Regions from separate parts of the Homo sapiens genome. Here region 2 is linked to region 1. A link is an interaction called in ENCODE POLR2A ChIA-PET data of the cell type or tissue named here. Cell type or tissue: CD4-positive, alpha-beta T cell. All regions are shown on one strand.

Region 1 (5,000 bases):
GTATTTGAATAAAGTGAGAAAAAATAGTATTTGAAGCTGGAGAAAATAAAATGTTTATTATATATTGGCAGAAAATTTGGCAACACTGTCATCTGAGATAATACGGAAAACCGGAAGCGTACTTAATAAGCTCAAGTAGTCCAGCCAAGGAGATTTCTGGGCAGGATACTAAAGGTGCCACCAGCTTCTTATAGCTGCCTGTGTAAAATCTGAAATGATGAAGATGAAATAAAAAAATATGATGATCAGCTTTCACGTCAAATTAAGAGGACACATAGAGGGCTTTCAGCTGAATTTATCCAGCAGGAGATTCTCAAGGCAAGAAAAGACCTCTAGGGAAGATCAAATCTAGGATACAGTCAAGAAAATGTGTTCTCATAATAAAAATGAAGACAAACATATGACTTTAAAGCTCCTTGTTGAGATCTAAGAAAGGTATAAGGTGGTCCTTTGTAGACTCTTTCAAGTAGACAAAAGGCCTCCTAAGGATTCTACGGAAGCCTTTCAAACAGCCTCTGTCTAACAGTAGGGCTTCTGAAAATCTTGCAGGCATTGTTGCACTACAGCTTCATGGGGAGCTCAAGGTAGAGAAGAGCTTATCACAAAGAGATTTGTGGGTGTAGCCTTATCTAATGGCATGGAGTTTATAAACTGATACATAAGAAACCCACAAAGATGTTAAAGGAATTATATTAGCTTTGTTCAAAAGGAACAGATAGTACAAAATAAAATAAGGCTCCCCAGACTTCTAGTCAGAAAGCAGGCTGAAACTGCGCAGGCTACTTTTTGTTTGTTTGTTTGTTTGTTTGTTTGTTTGTTTGTTTTGAGATGGAGTCTTGCTGTGTCACCCAGGCTGGAGTGCAGTGGCACAATCTCGGCTCACTGCAATGTCCGTCTCCCAGGTTCAAGCAATTCTCTGCCTCAGCCTCCTGAGTAGCTGGGATTACAGGCACCCGCCACCATGCCCGGCTAATTTTTGTATTTTTAGTAGAGATGGGGTTTCACCATCTTGGCCAGGCTGGCCTTGAAATCCTGACCTCATGATCCACCTGCCTCGGCCTCCCAAAGTTCTGGGATTACAGGTGGAAGCCACCGTGCCCAGCCAGACACAGGCTACTTTTTATGGAGAAGAAAGGATAACTCAGAAAATGGGAATAAAGACCTACAAAGCAGAGGAAAAATTTCCGGAGAGTACTTTGCAACAAGCAGGACTGGGCCCTAACCAATACATGGGCAACATATGCTCAGATAGGTTTCAGAATTAACATAAACCAATGATTGTTACTTGTTTCCATTTTCCACACTTTAGAACAAGGGTATTTATACACATTATCCTATACCTATATCACTTTGTGTTGGGCTTATTTGGGGGAAGAGTGGCAGAAAACCTTATTTCATACGTTTTCAGATCAAGAGGACCATATTCAAGCAACTTAACTGAAGGAGCCTAATCTGCACCTGGACCTGATTTATATCATGAGACCCTGTACCTTGAGCATAAGCCCGGTGCTTTAATGAGATGAAACTTTGGGAGGAAAGAGCTTGGATGTGGAAGAACGTAAATAATTTGTGCACATGCGGCAAACTGGAAGTTTGAAACACAGCTGCAAATTTTTTTATATTCCTCCCATGGAGTGGTGGCTTTATGTCTCCCCCTCTCAAACCTGGGAGGGCCTGTCACTTCTTCAACCAACCGAAAGTGGTGGTGGAAGTGACACCATGTGATTTCTGAAGCTAGGTCAGAATAGTACATATAGCTTCCATCCTGCCTACAGGGAACACTGACTCTCGGAGCGCTGAACCACTAATGTTAGAAGCCACAACCCTATGGAAGCCCAAGCCAAATGAGGAGGAACTCTGGTTAACAACCCAAAGTAAGCTCAAATTTCAACTTTGTTTTAGCCCAGATACCAGTAAAGAACCCTCTAGGTGATTTCAGCCCCAGCCATTCAATTCTTCCTAACTGAGGCTCCAGACGCTGTAGCATGGAGACAAGTCATTCTTACATACCCTATCTGAATTCTTGTCGCACAGAATCCATGAACATAATGAGATGGTTGTTGTGTGACATTAAGTTTGAAGTTGTTTGTTGTTTGACAGTAATAACAGGAATACTGCTATATTAGTTTCCTGTGGCTGCTGTAACAAATTATCACAAACTTGGTGGTTTAACACAACAGAAGTTTATTCTCTTACAGTTCTGGAGGCCAGAAGTCCAAAATTGTTATCACTGGGCCAAAATCAAGGTGTTAGCCGGGCCACACCCCCCTTGAGACTGTTAGGGAATACCCCTTCCTTGCTTCTTCCAGCTTCTAGTGGTTGCTGACATTGACTTGTGTCGAAGCCAATATCTACAAATTTCTCTCTGTTCCTTCTTCACATTGCTTTCTCATGTAGTGTGTGTGTGCATGTCTGTCTCTGTGTGTGTGTGTGTGTGTGTGTGTGTGTGTGCATAAGATGAGACAGGCTGCAGGGAATCTCTTCTGTTTCTCTCTCTCTCTCTCTCTCTCTCTCTCTCTCTCTCTCTCTCTCTCCCTATATATATATATATATATATATATATATATATATATATATATATAGTTTGTTTGTTTGTTTTTTGAGACGGAGTTTCACTCTTGTTGCCCAACTAGGAGTGCAATGGCATGATCTCGGCTCACTGAAACCTCCACCTCCTGGGTTCCAGGGATTCTCCTATCTCAGCCTCCCAAGCAGCTGGGACTATAGATGCAGCCATCATGCCCAGCTAATTTTTGTATTTTTAGTAGAAATGGGGTTTCACCATGTTGGCCAGGCTGGTCTGGAACTCCTGACCTCAGACGATCCACCCACCTCAGCCTCCCAAAGTGCTGGGATTACAGGCATGAGCGGCCTTCTGTTTCTCTCTTATTATGACATTTGCAATGGCATTTAGGGCCCACATGAACAGTCCAGGATAACCTCTCCATCTCCATATCCTTTTTTTTTTTTTCCTAGACAGAGTCTTGCTCTGTCACCCAGGCTGGAGTGCAATGGCATAATCTCGGCTCACTACAACATCTGCGTCCAAGGCTCAAATGATCCTTTCACTGCAGCCTCCCAAGTAGCTGGGACTACATGCGCCCACCACCATCCCTGGCAATTTTTTGTATTTTTTATGGAGACAGGGTTTCACCGTGTTGCCCAGGCTGGTCTCAAACTCTTGAGTTCAAGCGATCCACCCTCCTCGGCCTCCCAAAGTGCTGAGATAACAGGTGTGAGCCACCACACCTGGCCTCAAAATCCTTGATCATACCTGCAAAGACTCTTTGGAGTTGGATTTTGATTTTTTGTTTGTTTGCTTGCTTGTTTATTTTGTTTCTCATACAAAGTAATGTTCATAAGTTCTAGGAATTAGGACATGGATATCTTTTGGGGTGCCCTTTTTCAGCCTGCTATCACTGCATAGTTGCAAAATACTACACTGTATATATTCTTTTGTATCTTGCCTTTTTAAATGTATGAGCCAAAATAAGCATTCCCATGCCATTACATACTCTGAAAACAGAAACTTTAATGGTTATGTAATATTCTATTGAGTGAATGTAACATAAGTTAGTTATCCAAAACCTTAATTTTTTTTTCTTCTTTTAACTTTTATTTTAGGTTCAAGGGATACATGTTCAGGTTTGCTACATGGGTAAATTACATGTTGCTGGGGTTTGGTGTATAAATGATTTCATCACCCAGGCAGCAGTGAGCATAGTACCCAATGGATAGGTTCTGTTTTGTTTTGGAGACAGGATCTCGCTCTGTCGCCCAGGCTAAAGTGATGATCTTGGCTCACCGCAACCTCCGTTCAAGTGATTCTCATACCTCAGCCTCCTGGGTAGCTGGGATTACAAGTATGCACCACCATACCTGACTAATTTTTGTATTTTTAGTAGAGATGGGGTTTCACCATGTTGGCCAGGCTGGTCTCAAACTCCTGACCTCAAGTGATCCACCCACCTCGGCCTCCCAAAGTGCTGGGATTATAGGCATGAGCCACCAAGCCTAGCCCCAGTGGGTAGTTTTTGATCCTCGCCCTTCTCCCACACTCCACCCTCAAGTAAGCCCTGATGTGTATTGTTCCACTCTTTGCAGCCATGTGTACTCAATGTTTAGCTTCACTTATAAGTGAAAACATGCAGTATTTAGTTTTCTTTTCCTGGTCTCTGGCTGTATCTGTGTTGTTGCAAAGTACATGATTTCATTCCTTTTTATGGCTGTGTAGTATTCCATGGTGTATATGTACCATATTTCTTTTATCCGGTCTACCATTGATGGACATCTAGGTTGATTCCATGTCTTTGCCATTGTGAATAGTGCTGCAGTAAACATACGTGTGTATTTGTGTTTTGGGGGGAATGATATATTCCTCTGGGTATATACCCAGTAATGGGATTGCTGATTCAGGTGGTAGTTCTAAGTTATTTGAAAATCTCCAAACTGCTTTCCATAATGACTGAACTAAACATTCCCACCAGCAGTGTATAAACATTCTCTTTACTCCACAACCTCGCTACCTCTTATTTTTTGACTTTTTAATAATAGCCATTCTGATTAGTGTGAGATGATACCTCACTGTGATCCAAAACCTTAATGTTGGATACTTATTTCCAACTCCCTATTTTTTTAGTATTTCCTGAGACTAGATTCTACATATGGAACTTAGTGAGTGTGAGCAGTTTATGACTTGTGACTATATTGCCAGATTGCCATTTAGAAATACATATTAATGTATTATTTTATTATTCCTGTGGGGTGCCTGTTTCATCATATCCTCACCAGCACTGAGTACTGGATTTTTTAGTTTTGGTTATTATTTGCCCTTTTTTTTGAGACGGAGTCTCGCACTGTTGCCCAGGTTGGAATGCAATGGCGTGATCTCAGCTCACCACAACCTCCACCTCCCAGGTTCATGTGATTCTCCTGCCTCAGCCTCCCGAGTAGCTGGGATTACAGGCGTACACCACCACATCCGGCTACTTTTTTGTGTT
Region 2 (5,000 bases), 820 kb before region 1:
TTTAAGTTCTGCAAAAATAAAAACCATTCTTAGTAACCACACCATCAACAGCTCATAAAATGACAGTGTCACTCTAAAGCTATGCGTAGGCCAGGTGCAGTGGTTCATGCCCATAATACCAGCACTTTGGGAAGTCAGAGCAGGAGGACTGCTTAAGGCCCGGAGTTCTAGAGAAGGCTGGGCAACATAGCAAGACTCTGTCTCTACAGAGGATGTTGTGGAGCACGCCTGTAGTCCCAGCTGTTCGGGAGGCTGAGGCAGGAGGATCATTAAGCCCAGGAGTTCGAGGCTGCAGTGAACTATGACCTGGGCGACAGAGTGAGACCCTATCTCTTAATAATAATAATAGCAAATAAAAATAAATGTATGCATAATTTTTGTGAAGGATGTTAGAGAAATGCTGCAAAGAACTTTATTCCATTAATGTAGTTTCGGTCTTTTCAACAACAAGAAAGCACCACTCTTTGATAAATGGTGGGGAAGTAGAAAAGAACTGGCTGCCAACTGGCATGAAGCACGGTCACATCCAAAACATACGAGTGGAGTGACCAACATGAAAAATGGCAGAGTAGAAAGCTCCCAGGGTTAGTCCTTCCACCAAAACCATTAAGCTGAAAAATACATCAGAATCAACTATTCTGAACCTTAGAACCTAATCAGACATTAAACACCCAGGGCAGTAGTTGATGAAGGGAGAAGAGAGCACAGCATGCAAACCAGCTACTATTCCCTACTCCTCAGCATCCCCAGAGGCGGGCACAGGACCACCTCCTAGAGCAGCTGCCTAGTAACAGGGCTGGCAGCGGGAACCTTGCCCTCAACAATTTAGGATTGTGCATTTTGCTCAGTTCTGGCAGTAGCCTGGGGAAACAGCACAGATTCTTGCTTTTGTTTCTGTCCCCTTAGGCTGCAACCTTTCTTGTTTTTTTCCCTTTATTGAGGGGGATGGGGATCCAGACATTATACTAAATCTCTATCAAGTCATAGCTGTCCAGAGATAGTAAGACAGAAACTTCAGTGACCACACACAACAAGGAATACAGACTTTGCAAAACTGGTTTAGAAAAGTCATTATACAAATGGATGACTGCAAGCCTCAAAAAAGCAATCACTGAGGAGGTGGAGAATCTGATTTTCAGAGTCACCACATTACAACATTCAAACTGTTCAGTTCTCACACACACACAAAAAAAATCACAAAACATGCCAAAAAAAAAAAAAAAGGAAAATATGGTGTATTTGCAGGAAAAAAGAATTTGACAGAAACCATCCCTGAGGAATTCCAGACACTGGAATGACTAGTCAAAGGTATTATTAAATCAATCGTATCAACGGTATCACACTGGGGTCCCAAAACAAGAGCTGAGCACGCTTACTTCCCCACGACTAACGTGGTTTTTTCAGTGAGTCACTTGTTGAAATCTCAAATTTCCTGGATGAGAACCATTTCTGCAGGGATCAAATGAGGTCAAATCACAAGTCCAAAAAGATTACACAAGTATCACAAGTCCAAAAGATTAGCTAATTCTTGAAGGCAACAACATTTAAATTCCACCACTTTGCTTCAGCAAGCCGTGACGCTTAAAAACAAGGGTGTCAGAAAAATTCTGGATGAAAAGATCAGTTCATGAAAGTAAGGAAGGAATAGTGTTGTGCAGCTATAGAAATAACAAGAGCTGAATGACACTCAAAGTTTATGTGTGGCATTTTCAAAATGCAGTAAAATTCATTTTTTAAAATAAGCACAGATTTACATATGTTAAACACAATTTGAATACAAATTCAGAATGCAGGAAGCAGTCAATATGGGAACTTGAGTGTGGGTACATTACAAAGAAGAAAGGTAAGAACTGGTAAGAGACACTTTAGCCATAGCAGGCCAGAAGGCTGCACAGGTGTGAAACCCTCCTGGTGAGAGGGTGAGCAGTGAGCTCCACCACCACTTCTCAAACCACGTGACTCTGGGTGAGTCACTTTCTCAGTCTTAGTTTCCTCACCATATCATACAGGAAAATACCTACTCTGCCTACCTCGGGGTTACAGAAATCAAATAGTGAATGTGAAAGTGCTGTAAAACGTAAAGCATTATGTAAAGGTATGACTAGAAACATGAGTCATTTGGATTTTTCTAAGTAATCATTTTACCAAAGTGAGCAACGTGATGGAAACTTGCCCCAGTAGAGTGAAGTACCTTGTTCAAGTACACTTGGTTTTGAAAGCCACTATGTAAATGGAAAAGAGACCACTCTTTAACCTATGTAAAAGTCTGAGGTTAGCTTCCTATGGACAGTTAAAATATCAGAACAAGCACCAAATCCCTTTCATATGCTTTGTATAAAACCTTTTATTTTATAAGTACTCTAAGTTCACAATCTAAAAATAATTCAAACTGTAAAGAGGGTGTAAAACTCAAAGTATTATTCACCACTCCCTCTCTTAAGGTTCATTTCCCTGGAGACAATACCCATTAACGGTTTTAGTTCTTAATAATGATTATCATAACTTTAAATAATATATTGCATGCCTCAGTCAACAGCTCTTAATTCTGTGCTTTTGCAAGAAGAGAAATTGACACACACACTACCTCCCAACTCTCCTTCCACAGGCCACCTCCTAATTTTTATTACGTGTCACTGGGTAGAGTATTGTTCTAGTGCTTCTACTGGTTCTACATCTAAATCTTTAGCTAGATTTACCAATTCTCATATAGCACGTAAGAAATCCGGGCTATGAAACAAAAGGAAATAAGCACATTCACCTTTCCTGCTATCCCTCATTTCCTCCACCTCCCAGCCACTTACTCATATATTCAGGGATTATAACATTTACATTAGCTTCTATAATTATATCTTCCATGCTTTATCTTTGGTGTATTCAAAAAGCAATTAACTAGAAAGAGTAGATACTTGAAGGGTAGCTAATGTGTGCAAAGGAGATTGGCTTATGAAGTAGAGAGGGGCCAGTAGAAATGTTAGTAACTTCAAACAAGAAAATTTTAGTTACACATGTTAAAAAATGTATAGGTTACTAGCAAAACATAAAATATCATTCCAATAAAAAGCAGTACAGGAAGGCAAAAAAAAAGAAAAGAAAAAGAAAAAGCAAAGGAACAGAAATATAGCCCTCACTCATTAAATTACTGCCCCTCGAAGGAGACTCTTCCATGTTCCAATCTCTTGGTTGTCCTCAAGTGTCTGGAAATCCCTGGTTGGCTGTACGGCTTTGTGAATGAAAGATGGTTAGTGTAAGTATCTCAAGAGGGTTTCCTCTGCATTTGCGTAGGTCTGGCTGTCCTAAAAGATCGTTGGTTTCAAGTTCTATGTGTGTGAGGAGCTGGTGGGCACGTTAACAAGAAGAGCAGTACTCAGAATAGGAATGTCCTTGTCCTGTGTCTGCTGTAAAAACCAAAGTGCTATGTATGAGCTCTTCTCTGCTCTCTCCACTCTCACGCACTCCTCAGACAAAAGATCACCCACTTTCTGGCAAGACCATGACTCTAGCCTTATCCTAAAGGTGAAAGCCTGGCAAACCAGCCACTCTGAAGGGGACAGAAAGGAGGCTCCATTGAGCCAGCTATTCTGAATGAACTTCTTTAATTACCATGGTGATGGCAACACAGCCATGCTCCTACTATGAACTGTTGATTCCAAACTCAAGCTTCCACCAGGGCTCTCTCAAGAAGCCCAGGGTCAGCTGTTAACTAACACTTATTAATTATTCTCTCTCCTGCTGTAACTTTTTCTACTAGCTGTTGTCTCTCTAATCCTATTTACTATCTTGCAATCCTCTAGGAATCCTCAAAAATATCTGATCTATTAATAACACAGTCTATCCTCTAGCTCTATTCCAGTTCAATAAACTTAACGCAAACACCACACTCACCACACTCACATGACATCTTTCTGTTATTTCTATAAAAATTTTAGAATGGGTGTGCACATGCTTAGACTGATCTCAGGATCCTTTATAACATAGTTTAACAAGAATAGTATTACTTCAAAGTAGTCTACTCTTCCCAGAATATAAATTATCATCTAAATTACGTAAAAAGCTTTGCTAGTAAACATCTACAATACCATCCTGGCTAACATGGTGAAACCCCGTCTCCACTAAAAAATACAAAAATTAGCCGGGTGTGGTGGCGGGCACCTGCAGTCCCAGCTACCGGTGGGGCTGAGGTAGGAGAATGGCATGAACCTGGGAGGGCGGAGCTTGCAGTGAGCCAATATCGCGCCACTGCGCTCCAGCCTGCGACAGAGCAAGACTCTGTCTCAAAAAAAAAAAAAAAAAAAAATTCTACAATAATGGGAGAAATACCTGGAGCTAAATCAATCTGATCGGAAACTCTCAGCCCATACCAAAGCAGGTTTCATTCAGACCACTATTTCACTAATAATCACCAACAGTTTTCTTAAATACTACATATAGAAATGTAAAAAAAAATTATATTCAGAAAAATGTCCTAATTTTATTCTAATTTATAAAGCAATATTTGGGGCTGGGAGTGGTGGCTTGTGCCTGTAATCCCAACCCTTTGGGAGGTCAAGGCAATAGGATCACGTGAGCCCAGGAACTTGAGACCAGCCTGGGCAACACAGTGAAATCCCATCTCTAAATAAATAAAATAAAAACATCAGCTGGGCATGCCCATTAGGTGGTACATGCCTGTAGTCCTAGCTACTTGAGAGCCTGAGGCAGGAGGATGGCTTCAGCCCAGGAGTTCAAGGCTGCAGTGAGCTATGATCAGGCCACTGCACTCCAGCCTGGGTCACAGAGCCAGACCCTGTGAAAAATAAATGTTTAATTAGTCACACATTATGACTGAAATGTGTGACTGCCCTATAAATGAAAAAGACTAAAGAAGCTCTCTCTATAGGGTTACTAACAACTTATAGGACAGAATTTGGAGAAAGGTAGCATAAAAGAAAGCGTTTTGATCAAAAGCAGTTCAATTTCTAAAATTTCTCTATCACATTTGGCTTGCCATATAAGCTCATTCT

What was found. Peaks named below come from ENCODE experiments on the same cell type or tissue, not always from the same donor. Only the 100,000 strongest peaks of a DNase experiment are listed, where the experiment ranks them.
Region 2: POLR2A ChIA-PET joins it to region 1 with 5 read pairs; 2 of 35 experiments call an interaction of 5 or more read pairs at or near these places.

What each region holds. Positions count from the first base shown.
Region 1 is chr13:27,945,937-27,950,936 of GRCh38, forward strand. No RefSeq gene overlaps it. Among named protein-coding and RNA genes, the nearest start is that of LINC00543, 5.1 kb to the right of the region's middle. In CD4-positive, alpha-beta T cell, no CTCF peak of the experiment used is centred here; no DNase peak of the experiment used is centred here; H3K27me3 peaks cover 979 bases.
Region 2 is chr13:27,129,354-27,134,353 of GRCh38, forward strand. The region is part of intron 1 of USP12 (ubiquitin specific peptidase 12); the gene reads right to left. All of the region lies in intron 1 of USP12-AS1 (USP12 antisense RNA 1), which reads left to right. Among named protein-coding and RNA genes, the nearest start is that of USP12-AS1, 6.3 kb to the left of the region's middle. RefSeq lists an enhancer at 1,718-1,787 and a silencer at 1,818-1,867. In CD4-positive, alpha-beta T cell, no CTCF peak of the experiment used is centred here; DNase peaks (open chromatin) are centred at 1,428 and 1,978; H3K27ac peaks cover 581 bases.